3 separate regions of the Mus musculus genome follow, and all the other regions are linked to region 1. Evidence: chromatin loops called from intact Hi-C (ENCODE). Cell type or tissue: heart. All regions are shown on one strand. Region 1 holds the start of Mical3 (microtubule associated monooxygenase, calponin and LIM domain containing 3). Region 2 overlaps Bid (BH3 interacting domain death agonist). Region 3 overlaps Mical3 (microtubule associated monooxygenase, calponin and LIM domain containing 3).

The links. Peaks named below come from ENCODE experiments on the same cell type or tissue, not always from the same donor. Only the 100,000 strongest peaks of a DNase experiment are listed, where the experiment ranks them.
Region 2: it touches region 1 in a loop (2.0-fold over the local background); 7 of 42 quality-filtered maps call a loop at or near these places.
Region 3: a loop joins it to region 1, with 6 times the contacts of the local background. A loop is called at or near these places in 13 of 42 quality-filtered maps.

What each region holds. Positions count from the first base shown.
Region 1 is chr6:121,128,285-121,133,284 of GRCm38, forward strand. Mical3 (microtubule associated monooxygenase, calponin and LIM domain containing 3) reads right to left here and starts at 2,738. Exons shown (of 32, transcript NM_001270475.1): 1 at 2,486-2,738. In heart, a CTCF peak has its summit at 1,968 (motif pointing left); a DNase peak (open chromatin) is centred at 1,977; H3K4me3 peaks cover 1,996 bases; H3K27ac peaks cover 1,576 bases; H3K27me3 peaks cover 2,155 bases.
Region 2 is chr6:120,896,234-120,901,233 of GRCm38, forward strand. Bid (BH3 interacting domain death agonist) reads right to left here. Exons shown (of 6, transcript NM_007544.4): 3 at 3,923-4,133; 4 at 987-1,126. Among named protein-coding and RNA genes, the nearest start is that of Bid, 18 kb to the right of the region's middle. In heart, a CTCF peak has its summit at 2,082 (motif pointing right); a DNase peak (open chromatin) is centred at 2,098.
Region 3 is chr6:121,011,346-121,016,345 of GRCm38, forward strand. All of the region lies in intron 16 of Mical3 (microtubule associated monooxygenase, calponin and LIM domain containing 3), which reads right to left. Among named protein-coding and RNA genes, the nearest start is that of Gm4651, 51 kb to the right of the region's middle. In heart, a CTCF peak has its summit at 2,589 (motif pointing right); DNase peaks (open chromatin) are centred at 2,596 and 3,196; H3K27ac peaks cover 1,043 bases.

The sequences.
Region 1 (5,000 bases):
TAAGCAAGCACAAGGAGAAGTTTGTCCAAGTCACTCACTGGGAATGTGGAGACAGAGTAATATGGTACAGTACGTGGGAGAGCTGTGGCCATTCTGTGTGAGTATCCTCCTGCCCCACCCCCCTTAGCCTGGCATAGGAGGCCTTGTGATCCCAGCCGGGTGGGTGGGTGCTCTTTATGTGGTCACTTAATTCTCTTTCCAATTTATGAAGTGAATGACGGGAGCCAGGCTTTCGGAATAGGCAGCACTGTCTGTCATTTTCCGCCCCTACCCCCAAGACTTTAACCCTTTCTCAATCTAATCAAAATTAATGAGAATGCCCTAGAAAGCTGTGATGGGGGAAAAAAGTCCTAGCACCAGCTCACACGTCATAGTTTTAGTTTTTAGTTTATGAGAATCTTATGTAGCCTAGGCTGGCCCAGAACCCAACATAGAGTGGAGAATGGCTCCAGATCTTCCCGCCACTACCCCTCAAGTGCTGGGCTTATGGGCATGCCCCACCCGCTGCCCTGACCTTGTAGGCTGGCTCTGACTTCTCAGGCCTGGAGTGTGAGGCCTTACCTAATTTCTGTGAGCACAGCAGCCTTTGGGGAACTTGCTGCGCAGTTTCTGCCTCCCACCTGCTTCCCAGCATTTATGACTTATGAATATTTATGAGATAGCTTTAGAATGCAAAGTTTAGAAGCCCTTTGCTTCCTGGTCTATGAGTGTATTTGTGAAGAGAATGCTACCCTAGTTATCCAGTTCTCGGAAAATGGAAATTTTTACTATTTCCCTTTCGGTGTAGGAGGGCTTTAAAGCCATAATGAATTCAGTCTTGAAAAGGATTAAGACTATAATTTCTAGGTCAAATTGTTTGCTTTTTTTCCTTTGTTCTAATGCCTACCATATTCTTGCCTTCTCTTTCTTTCACTCTCTTCTTTCCTCAAGATCTAATATAGACCAGGCTAGCCTCAAACTTGCTCTATAGCTGTGTGGCCTTCAACCTGTGATCCTTTGTGACCACCTCCCAAATGCTGGGGTTCCAGGCGTGAATCACCGTGTTCCATCCACCTCTTTCCAGCAGCCATGCTTCTTGCGGCTGAAGAGTGGGACAGTTATGTGTGACTCTGCTAAGCACACAGACACGGACCCCATTTCTACAGGAACCCGCAGTTTTCCCTCTGCAGTCCCGCAGAGGCTCACATTTCCTTTTCTCCTTGGTCTGGAATATAGGTCAGAACATTTCTTCAGAGAAGGAGCCCATTCTGAGAGAGGCGCGCCCTCTCTGCTTCGAAACATCCCTCTCGCCCTCAGCTGCTTCAGGTAGTCAGAGGTCCTGCCTGCCGAGGTCCAGCCTCGGCTCCTGCATGCTTTCTTCCACACAGCGGCTAGTCGCGCATCACAAAAACAATATACCCCGCCCTCCAGCAGCAGCGTACGGAGTTCACCTGTATACGTCATCCTGATTAGAATGGTGGCGGGCAACCTCGGTGCTTTAGAATCACTTGGGAAGACCCCAGTAGCTAGGGCGGACTACTGCAGGGGCCAGCAGTGCAGCCGTCCCTTTATCGCTCATTCCATCTAGGTCTCTCCCCCTTTTCTCCTGTCTTTCCAACGCGATACATTCTAAACACTTCGTCCTAGTGCCATGGCTAGGCAAGAATAGATTGGGGGTGGGAGGTGGGAGAGGAGGGGTTGACGGGGGTGGGGGTGGGGGGGGGAGAGGACCTGACGAATATACAGAAAGTACTTTGCCCTGGAAACATGCTCCCTCGGTTCTGAAACAAACGCAGTGCTCCGAAAGTCTCTTTTCGCCCTTCCATTGACTTCCAGAGGGGAACCAACATAACCATCCCTTTGTTAACGCTCGACAGAGGCTGACTTGCGCCGAGTCCTCCGCAGCCAGGGGCACGTGCATGCCTGTGCTTGTGGGGATGGCATCTCTGGCCTGTTTACCCGGTTGTGGAGGCGAGCGCCGGCGCCCTCTACTGGACCGAAATGAATGTCCCTCCGAGTGTAACAATTGTCGCCTGTGGATGAGCTAATGGATTCACATTGAGCTTGCAGGAAGGACACGGTGTCGTGAGGATCCCCGGGCAGTCCTCCGACTGGCATACCACTGGCTTGCCTAGGGATGTTATTTCTTTGGTGGGGGTTGTGGGGGGGTGTTAAAGAATAAAGAAAATTGGACGGTATTGGCTAAGAAACTGAGCGCTGTGTTTCTCAGTCTTTGGGGCGTGTGCTTATGGTGCACGGTATCCGCTGATGGGGCGTTGTGCGGTAAAGGAGACAAGGATACCCGGGTGTAGCTCCCACTGCTTAAGAGAGCCATGCGTTTAAAGGCAGACAGAATTGTTCCAAGAATCCCACATATGTCAGAAAGGCAAAGCAAGGCATAAACAATTGAAAGATGTGATAAATATTTTTAAAGGCGTCAATCAAGACACAGAACCTTTTTCTTTAAGGGGTTTGCTCACCCAAGGGGAGATTTGGTGGTACTTACGGACTTGGGGCTTCACACCCGCATCTTCCTCGCCGGTGAGAGCTTGCCTCCCCAGATTGGCTGGTCCTCAGGACACAGGTGCTGCTGTTGTGGCTGCATGCATCCTGAGTGTGGTGACTCCACCTTCCAGCTAGAATCCCATCAAAGGTTCTCACTCAGAAGCCCCGAGGCACACTTCTTTCATCGGAGCAGCGAAGAAGGAACGAAGAACCCGGGGTCTGCCTCTGTCTGTCCTCCCTCACCGCTGCATCTCAGCTAGGGCTGCAGAAAGTGCCGTAGCAGAGCTGTCTAGGGCTCCTCGCGGTTGCCACGGTAACCAGGAGCAGGCGCCTACCCTGGTGGCTGGGGAAGGCTGTGGAGGAAAGGTAACGGATAAGCGATGATGCGTTGGCCTCTCTCCTGGGCATCGGTTGAGCCTCAAGTGACCCAAATGAAATGAAGTTCCAGCACAGATAAATCGTTCTTTCGACTCAAACCTAAATCCAAACCCGAACTACCCCTGCTATCCTTTTTCTCCTCTTTTCCCTCCCCAGTCAACACACACAGGAACATCATAAGGATTAGAAATTCCAGCACTATCCCAGGCGCCCTGCCCCAGAGGATCCCGCTGCACACAGAACAGAATGTTTGCTAGGCTTGCTCTTGAAAACAGAACTCCCAGCGGGTGCCAGCCGCGGGCGAGCTCCGGGGAGCTAGAGAAGGGACCAAGCAAAGGATGCTAATGGGAGGGTCATTTAACCTCTTTGAGCCCTAGGATCAAAGATACAAAGTTGTCTTAGAAAATGCTTATCAAATTAAGTTGTTCTTGTTACAATGTTAATTTTGATCGTGAACGCAGGCTTTGATCCCCAAAGACTCAATCCAAAGGCCATAATCCTAAGTGATAAAATATCTCTAAATTCTAAACCCTGAAAGATTAACACCTTAACAATATAATTATTCTGGAAAACAATTTTATTTCTTTTTATTCTTTCCTTTTTAAAAGGCAAGAGTCTCATTAAATATGGAAGGCTGGCTTTGAACTGTATATTAATAGTTAAGGGTGACTTTGAACTCCTGACCCTCAAACAAACAAAAACAACACTAAAATACTAGAGAGAAAAATTTTTTCAGTGAAGAACTGGGGAAGCAACTCAGGACATGGGGTTCTTATTCACTATGTAAGAGTTCTGTATCCAACAATGAGGGAAACAGAAAAGCAAAAACAAAAAGTTAAAAAGAAATTGGACAAAAAAAAAAGTGTACTTCAAGAACAGATTAAGCCAGATGTAATGGTGCACACCTTTAATCCCAGCACTTGGGAGACAGAAGCAGGTGTATCTCTGTGAGTTTGAGGCCAGCCTGGTCTACAGAGTGAGTTCTATGACAGTTGGAGCTTAATAGTGAGACACTGTCTCCAAACGAAACAAAATAAAAGGAAACAGAAGGTTAAAGGACTGAAGCAAAGGCTCAGTGGTTAAGAGCATTGACTGCTCTTCCAAAAATCTAGGCTTGATCCCTAGCACCTACACGGTAGTTAACCACCATCTGTAACGCCAGCTCCAGGGGTTCCAATACCCTCTTCTAGACGTCATGGACAATGGCATGTACCTAGTGCACAGATATGCATGCAGGAGAAACACTCATATATACATACACACATGAGAGAGAGAGAGAGAGAGAGAGAGAGAGAGAGAGAGATTCAAGGGGGCAATGAGGACTCAGCAAAGAAAGGTACTTACTGCTCAGACTGACAACCTGATTTTGGTTTCTAGAACCCACATGGTAGGAGAGAATGGAACCCCAAGTTCCATTAGGAGGTCAGAGTACTCCTAATACTCCCCCACAAAATAAATAAAATTAATGAATTAAACATAGATCAAAAGCGGTAGTCCACAAAAGCTGGCTAACTTCCATGATCATTAACTATAAGATCCTGCATCGTGGTGATGCTTAGAGATCTCCTGGGATAACCCAGCCCCATCCATTTTCCATCCAGCATGGCTCTTTTGAAAATTCCTCTATGATTTTATACACACCGACAAGAGCATTCCCTATTAAATGCTCCCATCTCCCAGGCCTGCTTCTGGGCTGTTTTGGGCATATGGCACCTGTTCCACACGTTCTCATATACAGACCACAGGCTGGCAGAAACAAACCTGGTGAGTGAGCGGTAATAGTATTGCCTACGTGGCTTCCTGCCTTACTGTGCCTGTAATTATTTTCCAACCAGTTAGAAGCTTGGCTGGCTTCTTCAGGCTAATGCAGCTTTTAATTCATTAAAAGCTCCTGGAATTCCATCAGCTGGATGGAATGCCAATGTAGATAAATGATCTTTATTTTGTTCTGGGAGTCTCTCCACACAGCCCTGGCTGTCCTGGAACTCACTCTGTAGACCAGGCTGGCCTCAAATTCGCAGATATCTCCTGCCTCTGCCTCCCGAGTGCTGGGATTAAAGGCATGTACCACCACCTTCTGGCTTTTTCCTTCTTTTAAAGTCAGAGTCTGGGTAGCCCAGGCTGGTCTCAAACTTAAG
Region 2 (5,000 bases), 230 kb before region 1:
CAGTTCCCAGCACCTATAGGCAACAGCTCACAATGGCCTGAAACTTCAGCTCCAGGGGATCTGATGGCAATGCATGTACCTGCAAGCATGCTCATGTACTCACACATGAGGTGCACGCAGAAACAGGTAACGTTAACTCTTTAAAAAATGGGGAGGGGAGTGCAGGCCTTTAATCCCAGCACTTGGGAGGCAGAGGCAGGCGGATTTCTGAGTTCAAGGCCAGCCTGGTCTACAAAGTGAGTTCCAGGACAGCCAGGGCTATACAGAGAAACCCTGCCTCAAAAAAAAAACAAAAAAACAAAAAACAAAAAAACAAGGTGGGGTGGAAAGTGAGCTTCAGGTTCTGTGGCTCACATTAAAGAATCTACCCCATAGGAGGAGCCCAAGGCTGTTGACAAATGTGTGTGTCTTTGACAGCCACTGGAGAGTGGCAGGTAGAGAGAGTGCCAGCAAAGACAGGCTGTATGTAGGCACAATGAATCTAGATGGTGAGGGCAGCCACGATTTCAGCTGCTGGAAGTCCTAAGAACAGAATCTTCTTCCTTGGGCAGGTACTTCACAGCCCCGGGGTTTGGTTTCTCTCTCTCCCCTCTCCCCACCACCCCTCCACCTCTGCTTTAGGAAGGACCCGGTGCTGAGGAACGAGCTTTGGGTCCTTCACCGTATACCCAGCAAGAGGTGGACTTGTATCGGTTTCCATGTGCTGATTCTAACCACACAGCCCAGCAGATGCTCACCCTGGGGGAACGACATGGAGTTCGCCACAAGAGAAGACTGAGTATCTGTACAGATCAGGTACTTCAGGGATCTTCCTGGAGGCCTGACTCCTAAGCTCTGTACTCTGACTAAATTCTTTGGAGAGACCATGCTGACGGGCAGTCAAGGACAGGGTTTACTTCCTGGGAAAGACTGGTTCGACAAGGAAAAATGTCCCACACTTCCGAAATGTCCCATAAGAGGGGCTCCCAGACCAGAGTCATACTTACTTCCTCCGACAGGCTGCCATTCATGAACTGTGCGGCTAGCTGTCTCACCAGTGTGGGCTGGATGTTGTGGTCCATCTCATCGCCTATTTGGGCGAGATGTCTGGCAATGTTGTGGATGATTTCTTCCTGACTTTCAGAATCTGTTTAGGCAACAAATACAAGACTCAGCAATGGTTCTGTCAACAGCTTCAGGCCACTTCCTACCTCCGCACCTGCCCTAGTGAGGACCATGAGTGCCGCCCCTCCCCGGGTGCAGGGAAGGCCTGGGTAGCAGAACCTGGCTGGAGAAGCAGGCCTGTCCCAGATTATATGCTTGCTGCTGCGGGGGCTGGGGGGTTGGGGGTGCTCCTGTCCTGTGTCCTGCCTGTGTCACTGCTGCTTTAATGCAGTGGGCAACTGCTTCAGCATTCAGCGGTACTCCAGGCCCTCCCTCAGTCCATGCCTGTCACATGGTCACCACATTGCTCTCCTCAAGGCCTCTCTGGTGCTCACTGCTTCTGCTTAGGTGACAGTAACTGCATGGCTTCCGGTTCCCTGTGATTTAAATCCACTACTCGCCGAGTGTTCTAGGCAGACTCAGCTGCTCACTGGCTTGCTGAAGCCACTACTTTGCCCTGCTCCCAATCTGCAGCCGATCGATCGTCTGCAAAGCCTCGTCATCCCCAGTCTCGTGACTTAAGCCAGGCTTTGAAGTCTGGCATGGACTGATGCAGAAAGAAGCGGGTATGGCACAGAGTGACAGACACCTGCGCACAGCCAGAGCCTCCTCCCGCTGCCCTGAACTTCCTGAGCCTTTCCTGGACTGCCTGGCGCTTCTCTTCAGTTTTGGCCTGGCTGGCTGGCTCACTGGTGGGCTTCGGAGACAAGGCTATGGTAAAACCCAGCTTGTAGAGAATACCTGTCACATCCCAGCCTACTCAAGATACCACTTCAGGGCATTTGAAAAATGAACCACATTTGGCAGAAGCAGGCAGAGTTCTGGGAGTTCATGATTAGCCTGGTCAACACAACAAATTTCAGGCTAGGCAGGGTAAGGCCCTGTCTCAAAAGAAATAAACTAGCCAGAGGGGGGTAGGGAAGCCAAACTAGCTGCTGGTCTCCCTTGCAACCACTAGAGGGCAGTGAAGCCTCTGTGTCCAAGATCGGGGGCAGCAGTGCTTAGAGTCCTGAAGTATCCTGACCTGAGTTTGATCCCAGGACACACATGGTGGAAGGAAAACAGCCAGCTCTGACTCCATACATATGCTAGGGCATGTGCATACCCCATACTCAGACAGACAGACAGACAGACAGACAAGCATTTTAAAAAAAATCATGCAGCTCCAGAACGTGCTGGAGGAGCAGAGCCCGAGCCAGGCCTGTACACTCTGAAGAACTTCTCAGTGATGCCCACCTGCATGCTGCCCACAGCGCTCTGAGCACTCGCTGCACCTCAGCCTTTAGGGAGGTCTCCTCAGTTGCTGTAAACACAGCATGGGGACAGGGGACAGGGGACAGGTGAAGGCTAGGAGCAGCCGAGTGACACAGGCTTAGCAGGAGGTGACTGCACTGATGAAGGAGCAGCTTGGTTGAGCCTTGCTCCTGCTGCATGGGCAGTTTGATCTGAGGTCAGCCATTTCTCTGCTGTGCCTCAGTTTCCTTATCTGGAAATGAGGGTCAGGATACTTCAATACTCGGTCATCTCTTTAGGTAATAGCAAGTCACATATGTTAAAGTTTCATTTAGGAGGCAAAATGACTCTAACGGCAGGAGTTTTCACTGGATTGAAAGTTCAGCTAGCCTACACAAATGAGGTGCTGTGTGGCTATTGAAGGATGCTTACCTGGCAGCCATGACCAGACTAGCAATGTCCCAGACCTCCCAGATCTGAATGGCAGGACGAAGGACTCTGCCTTGCTACTTTCCAAAACTCCACAAGCTGAAGCTGATGGCACTTCTGGGTTATAACATCTTGACCAGCATGGTGGCTTGAACATGCTTGGCCCAGATAGTGGCACTGATAGGAAGTGTGTCCTTGTTGGAAGAAGTGTGGGTGTGGGCTTTCAGACCCTCCTCCTAGCAGCCCGGAAGATGACAGCTGGATCAAGATGCAGAGCTCTCAGCTCTTCCTCCAGCACCATCCTACCTGGACGCTGCCATGCTTCCTGCCATGATGTTAATGGACTGACCTTCTGAACTTGTAAGCCAGCCTCAACCCAATTTGTCCTTTATAAGAATTGCCTTGGGCTGGGCGTGGTGGCGCACACCTTTAATCCCAGCACTAGGGAGGCAGAAGCAGGACCAATCATCATTATAGTTTTTTATTTCAAATGTACCTCATCCCCTCTCTTGACTCCTCTTTTCTGAATGACTTGATAGTTGCAGGAAAGAACTAAGAAATAAAAAAAAATAATAAAATAAAAAACCTAGCCAGCACATGGGAGGCAGAGGCAGGCGGATCTCTGAGTTCGAGGCCAGCCTGGTCTACAGAGTGAGTTCCAGGATAGCCAGGGCTACACAGAGACACCCTGTCTCGAAGCCCCCTCCCCCTCAAAAAACAGTTGCCTTGGTCATGGTGTCTTTTCACAGCAATGAAGCCTAAACTAGACAATCAATTTCCATACTTTGGCTGTACTATAACTGTTTGGGACATATGTTTTAAAAACCATGTTTTAAATATTGGTCCAGAGAGGATCCTCAGGTCCAGACCTGAAGAGAACTCAGGACTCATCAGAAGGAAGAACTTTCTAATTAGTTGTCCTGATACAGGCGATGTCATATGAACTGGACATTACTGGGGGCAGTCACATGCAGATCATAAGACAGGAGTCACATGACATGCACACACACACCAGCCTGACAATGTAAGGTTAGAGACTGAGCTCCAAAAGCCCTTGTAGCTTTTGGGGGTCAGTAAAGGCTACATTTGGGATGAGGTGGACAAGGCCAGGACCTACCTGGCTCTATTCTTCCTTGGTTGAAGGAGCGGCTGGCCTGGCTGCCATCTGTCTGCAGCTCGTCTTCGAGGTCTGCCTCCCAGTAAGCTTGCACAGGCAGTTCCCGACCCAGCACCTCCAGCTCTTGGCGAGTACAGCCAGAGCTTTGGAGAAAGCCGAACACCAGCAGGTCTGTGATGTGCTCGGCCCCCAGGCCGGAACCGTTGCTGACCTAAGGTGGAAGGGGAGTCAGGAAGGCTCACGGGAGCCTGGGTCAGAGCACAGTTGGACCCGAGTCACAATGGCCTGTGACAACCAATAACTCGGAGGATCTAAATGCCCTAGTGAGAGGCCCAGGGGCAGAGAAACAGGCTGTGGTGTGCTTGCCAAACAGAAGACACCAAGGGGCTATCGAGCCACCTTCTACAGATCCCCTCCTGAAGACACCCACTGGGGAAGCTGCTTCGAGGGAAGGTCTCAGGGACACTGGGGTGGCAGGCAAATGTCATTACTTCAGTTCCATCCATGTTTCCGTTCAGGGCTGAGCCTGACTGTACGGGCTGTGCTCCTAGCAGCAAGCGGTTCCTCTTTCCCCTCACTCCCTCATGAGCAGACACAGGATGCCTGATAAACTCTAGGAAGCAGGGACCCAGGTCCGACTCTGCCTGTGCCTTTCAGGGGGACATGTGCACTATCAGAGGCAGCAGGGAGGGTCTTGCTCACCGGCCTCTCTGCCAGTTCTATGGTGTGTACAAAAGCAGCCCTGGGTAGGAGCACTATGAAGGAGCACTTAGCGCCAGGCGTGGTGGCGCACGCCTTTAATCCCAGCACTCGGGAGGCAGAGGCAGAGGCAGGCGGATTTCTGAGTTCGAAGCCAGCCTGGTCTACACAGTGAGTTCCAGGACAGCCAGGGCTATACAGAGAAATCCTGTCTCGAAAAAAACAAAAAACAAAAAAAAGGAGGAGCACTCAGCAACGCCTGTTCCATGAGTCCCTGTAGTACAAAAAAACGTAGTAGCAAAACCTGCTTCACTTAATGTCCCTCAACTGTGTGCATAACAGTTGTCATAAAGTCAGAAACATCTACAATAAGATACAA
Region 3 (5,000 bases), 120 kb before region 1:
CCAGCAACCACATGGTGGCTCATAACCACCCATAATGAGATCTGATGACCTCTTCTGGGGTGTCTGAAGACAGCTACAGTATACTTACATATAACAATAAATAAATCTTAAAAAAAAAAAGAGATGCCCTAGGATTGGCTGGCCTCACCTGCCATTAACCCCACATATCATGTCCATTAGTAACAGGGCCTTTGAGACGCATACGCCTGGGACAGGCAGGCACAGGAAAGAGGAGAGCAGAAATGAGACCCAAGCTCTCCTGTGAGAGATGCCCTCATAGGATCTGAAAGTCACCTTTTCTTCACTCTGTGGAGCAGATGACAAAGTGCCCAGCACACGGCAGCCCTTGCCCCACTGTGTGCATCAGGATCCTTCTCTCGTAACCAGGGACTATCTCAGGAGCCATGGCCTGGGACTGCATGCGCAGGGGCATTTGTCATTCAGTTCTTGTGATGTAGCAACTTGGACAAGCACCCCACCCCCCACTCCAAGAGGGATGGAGTCAAGTTCTGTTTGTTTCTGGCATGAAAAGCAGCTGGCTTTCTTCTTCCCACTCCCAGAAGGGTCAAAGTGTAGGAATCGCTGGGCTCACCCCACTGTACGCCACACGCATGCGAGTGCTTCTACACATATACACACTGCCTAAGAATACGAAGCAGAGGCAAAGGCAGCTGACTCTCCGATCCCTAACAAACTCCTCGGAACTGGATCGGAGCCACCCGGGATAAAGCAGGGTTCATTCCACACAGGATTACAAGAAACACCAGGAGTGCTGTGTGCTCACTATTTTACTAGGAGAGTTAGTGACGGCATGGTTCAAATTCTGTAGCACGCACGTGATTAAGAAAACGCAGTCTTCGGTCAAAGATTGAAAAATGCTATCAGTATCGGGCACAGCTTAACAGCGGGTTCGCTCTGACAGGCTGTGACGTGTGAAACACTCAAAGGCAGCGGGCAGCCTCTTTAACATGGGTGTCTGTGGCAGCTCTCTCACACACACAGAGCTTCTGAGGAGCCAGGCAAAGGCAGAGACCTAGGCTCCCTTAGGTGGGTGACACCTGTAGAAAGTGGAGCGAGCAGAGGCTGCAGAACATGGTTTTGTTCAGTCCAGGCCATGCTACCTGTCGGAGGGAGTCAGAGGAGGGAGAGGCAGGGCGGGTGGAGGAGCGGAGGCTAAGGGAGAGCTCCCACTGGTCAACAAAAAATCGACGTGAAGGCTCAGGCTCTGGCTATAAAATACAAGGCAGAGAAAAAGAGCACAGTACATGTTAGAAGTCATGATAGGAAATCCGAGTTTCAGACGGCTTTACTGTTCAGCTGTAGAATGTACATGGTAAATAGAGAAGCAGGTCTTCCTATTTCCAGAATCGAGTGAGCTTCATCTAGAGCTCCCATCTGCTTCCCGCGCTTGCCCAATGCTGGCTCTGGAGCACATCTCGGGAGCTGGGAGCACCTGTGAAGCCTCGGGGCACCTTGGCTTGGTGTTCCTACTGGGTTCACCCTAGGTGGGTAACACCAGCTTCTCACAGAGCCCTCACTGACCTGCGCGGGGATTTTCCCTTGGCAGAGACATCTCCAGTCATGCTAGTTCTCTCCTGACAGAGTGAAGGGCAGGGTTGGGACCCTCACTGTCCTCTGCCAGGGTTCAGGGCGTGCCCTTGTCCTGTGGACAGTGCCCAAGGCCTTCTCCACCTAATGCTAGAGCTCTGGGAAGCTCTATCTGCACTAGGTGTTCAGGATGGGTGTTCTGCTTGCAGAGGAGCCAGATAAACGGAGGGCACGGTCCAGGGACTGATATAAATGCCCCTTGTCTTCCTGACACTGGCCTCAGCTGGTGCAGCAACAGTGGGTAGGATCTTCCTCAGTGCTGGCTATGGGAGCCAGCACCTCTGATCCAGAGGGGAATGAGATAACAGACAGCCTTAAGTTTTCCCGCCACATGCTGGATACAATCTTTACAAGGTGGGAGGGATAGGGGTGCTGCCCAAGCTCCAAGGACAGCCACTGCGTCCCTTTAGTTGACATTTCAGTGTCACAGCAGTGATAAGGCAGCGTGGCAGGTATCTGAGCCTTCCCTATCCTCTGCCCCAAGTGTCTGACAGCTTCTGGGCCCTGAGTATAGTATAGAGACGACTGACCACCTGGAATGTGGAGCAGTCACAGTGCGTGCGGGGACTGAGTGAAGGAGAGCTACAGAGAGTGAGGGTGTGCATGGGCAGGGCTATGGAGTCGGGGAGAAGTCCTGGAAAAGAACAGAAGTGGTGCCCCCGGTATCTAGCCTGAGCCCCACACTGAGGATCTATACACACCAACGTCCGGGAAAAACAAAAGTCCCCCCATGACAGTGTTGTTTAGGCACATCCTGTGCCTGTTGGGGACCTACTCTCCCCGCTGGGCACCGGTGTCCCGGACCTCAGTTTCCTGCCAAGCTTCCTTTCACTCAATGAACTTCCTCACTCCCTTTTCAGATGTTGCTTATTAAAAACCATCAACCTTATTAAGTATGCAAGCTTCAGGACACAGGACACTACCCTGTTCTCTGCTATGGGAGGACCTGGAAAGAAGGAAGAGGCTGTGGACACCGACTTCCCACCAGGCGGCAGTACAGCAGAGCGGGTGACAGGGAGGGGCAGAGGCCAGCCTCCCCTCTTAAACCCGTCCTGCTGGTAGTTTCCTTCAAGGGAAGGGAAGATGGTGCTGCTGCCTATTTCCTGGTGGTCTCGAGATGTGTCCCCGCTTGCTGCCTGGTCCTCAGTGCGGGTCTCAGAGAGCAAAGGCAGGAGGGAGGCGGCTGTGAAATCACCAGAACTTGCGAGACATCAGCTCAGTGCAGATCCGGAAGGACGGGAACAATGCAAAAAGCCTCACAAAATAAGTAGGCTAGGGGCTTCATCACCACATTCATTGAATGAAAAAAAAAATGGAACGATAGTTCATTTTAGACATCCCTGTGTTTTTTTTTTTAGAAAAGATCAGCTATAGCTTTTCATTATGTACCCATCCTGCCTCGGGCTGCGTTTCCTGATCTTCCTATCTGACTTCTTCCCCCGAGAGCCTCAGTTCTTCTTAGTACTTTTATTTCAGGAGCTGAGGCTGACACATCCACTGCCTGTCTGTCCCGAGGCTCCGCTCTTCCACTCCTCCCCGATGACCAATGCCCTTTGGCTACCCTAGGGGAAGAGGTGATAAGGTCTTGGCATGGGATAGAGGAACACAAATGGGAAGTCTCTACGGCCCACTGCAACAATGAAAGCACCAGGGTTAGCATCCAGTCTGAATGCTTTGCAGATGGACACTCTGCCGTGAATGCTACCGTGCGGGACAACGCTGTTAGCAAAGAGTTCTGGCTCTTGGCTGGGTGACAAGTGTGCAGAAAGCTAGGAGAAGGGGCTCTTCTCCACGCTCCCTTCCCTCTGCCCCACCACACAGCGTGCCCCAAAGGTGGGCTCTCAGCACCCCGTGCCACAGGCTCATGCTTTTACCCTCTTGAGGTGGGGATCCTGCTTGCCACGGCTGTCAGCATGAAGAGTCCTGTACATCTGTTGGCAACAAGATAAAAACTTAAGCTCCATCCCGACCAGCTCGGTAACAGTGGGAGATTTAGGCAAGAATTCAGGGTTCACATTTATATATATCCCCCAGCCTGAGACTTCCCTAACCAGCTGTCCACAATCCCACCGGTACCAAATTCCATGATCTGCGACAATTTTCTGCCCACCTGCCTCTAATGAGGCTCCCTACACAGGCCAAGCACTGTGGTTAGTACAAAGGTGGAACGATGTGTGTTTCGCACAGTGGTATAAGATTGGAGGCGTGCAGTGAAAGGCTCAGGGGAGGAGGGTTGGCAGGGAAGCTTTCCACAGCAAGAAAGGTGGGGAGAGGACACCGGATGAGCAAAGGACCTTTACAGAGCGCAGAGGAGACTCTGGAGTGGGGAGCAGGCCTTGAATAGGAACAGGGGAGCGGGGCTCGGGTTACTGAGGGGAGAGGTATGTGGAGCCTGGTGGCACTCTCAGTTAATGCAGAGGATCATGGGAAATCTTAGGACAGGCACAAGGCTGCCTCAGTGAGCTGAGGTGGCAACTGTGGGGACAGGAGGACCACACTGTCCACTCAAGGTAACTTGAGATGTCCATCCTTGGGAAGTGGATGCTAGTGTCTGGGGTCTGACCTCATCCAGTGCCGATGCCACACTGCCACAGGCAGCATGAGCCCAGCACCAGCCTCTGGCTCCCGCTCGGTTCCAGGACATTGCTCACCTGTCCTCTTGCATAACTCCTTGGCCTCTCCACCCTACACCTCAGAGTGCAAATTGGAGATGGTGGTGGGACCTGCCCCACAGTTACTGTGGGGACTGACTGAGTGACTGAGGAGCAGAACAAATGCTCAAACTGTGAGCCCTTTTTGTTTGTTTGTTTGTTTGTTTGTTTGTTTTTGAGACAGGGTTTCTCTGTGTAACCCTGACTGTCCTGGAACTCACTCTGTAGACCAGGCTGGCCTCGAACTCAGAAATCCGCCTGCCTCTGCCTCCCGAGTGCTGGGATTAAAGCTGTGCGCCACGCCCGGCTGTGAGCCCTTATTAAGAGGAGGCACTGGGCAGTCACAGAGGCTAGCACGGCTCAGTTCTTAGGCCCAGGGGCGGGAGGAGGAAGGCCTGGAAAACCAGATGCGTCGTTAGTGGTTACTTTTGAGGTAGGCTACCTTCGTTATGAAAATATCCTGTCACAGATCCTGCCCTCAGAAGTGGCTTTTTAAAATTTATTTTATAGGGTTTCAGCTCAAAGGTCAGCAAGCCATTCTGTGTGCATACGGTATAGGTGTGTCCACCCTGAATGTGAGATTGTGCGGTCAACAGCCACAAGTATCTGGTGGCTTTCAAATGCTTTAACCATCTGCTTGGAGCGTGAATGGGTGGCTGGGTTGGTTAGAAGAAACTGTATAAGCCAGAGAGCAGGCTGTCAGTATCAGGAGGAGCCAACCCCATGCAGGGAGGCCACACG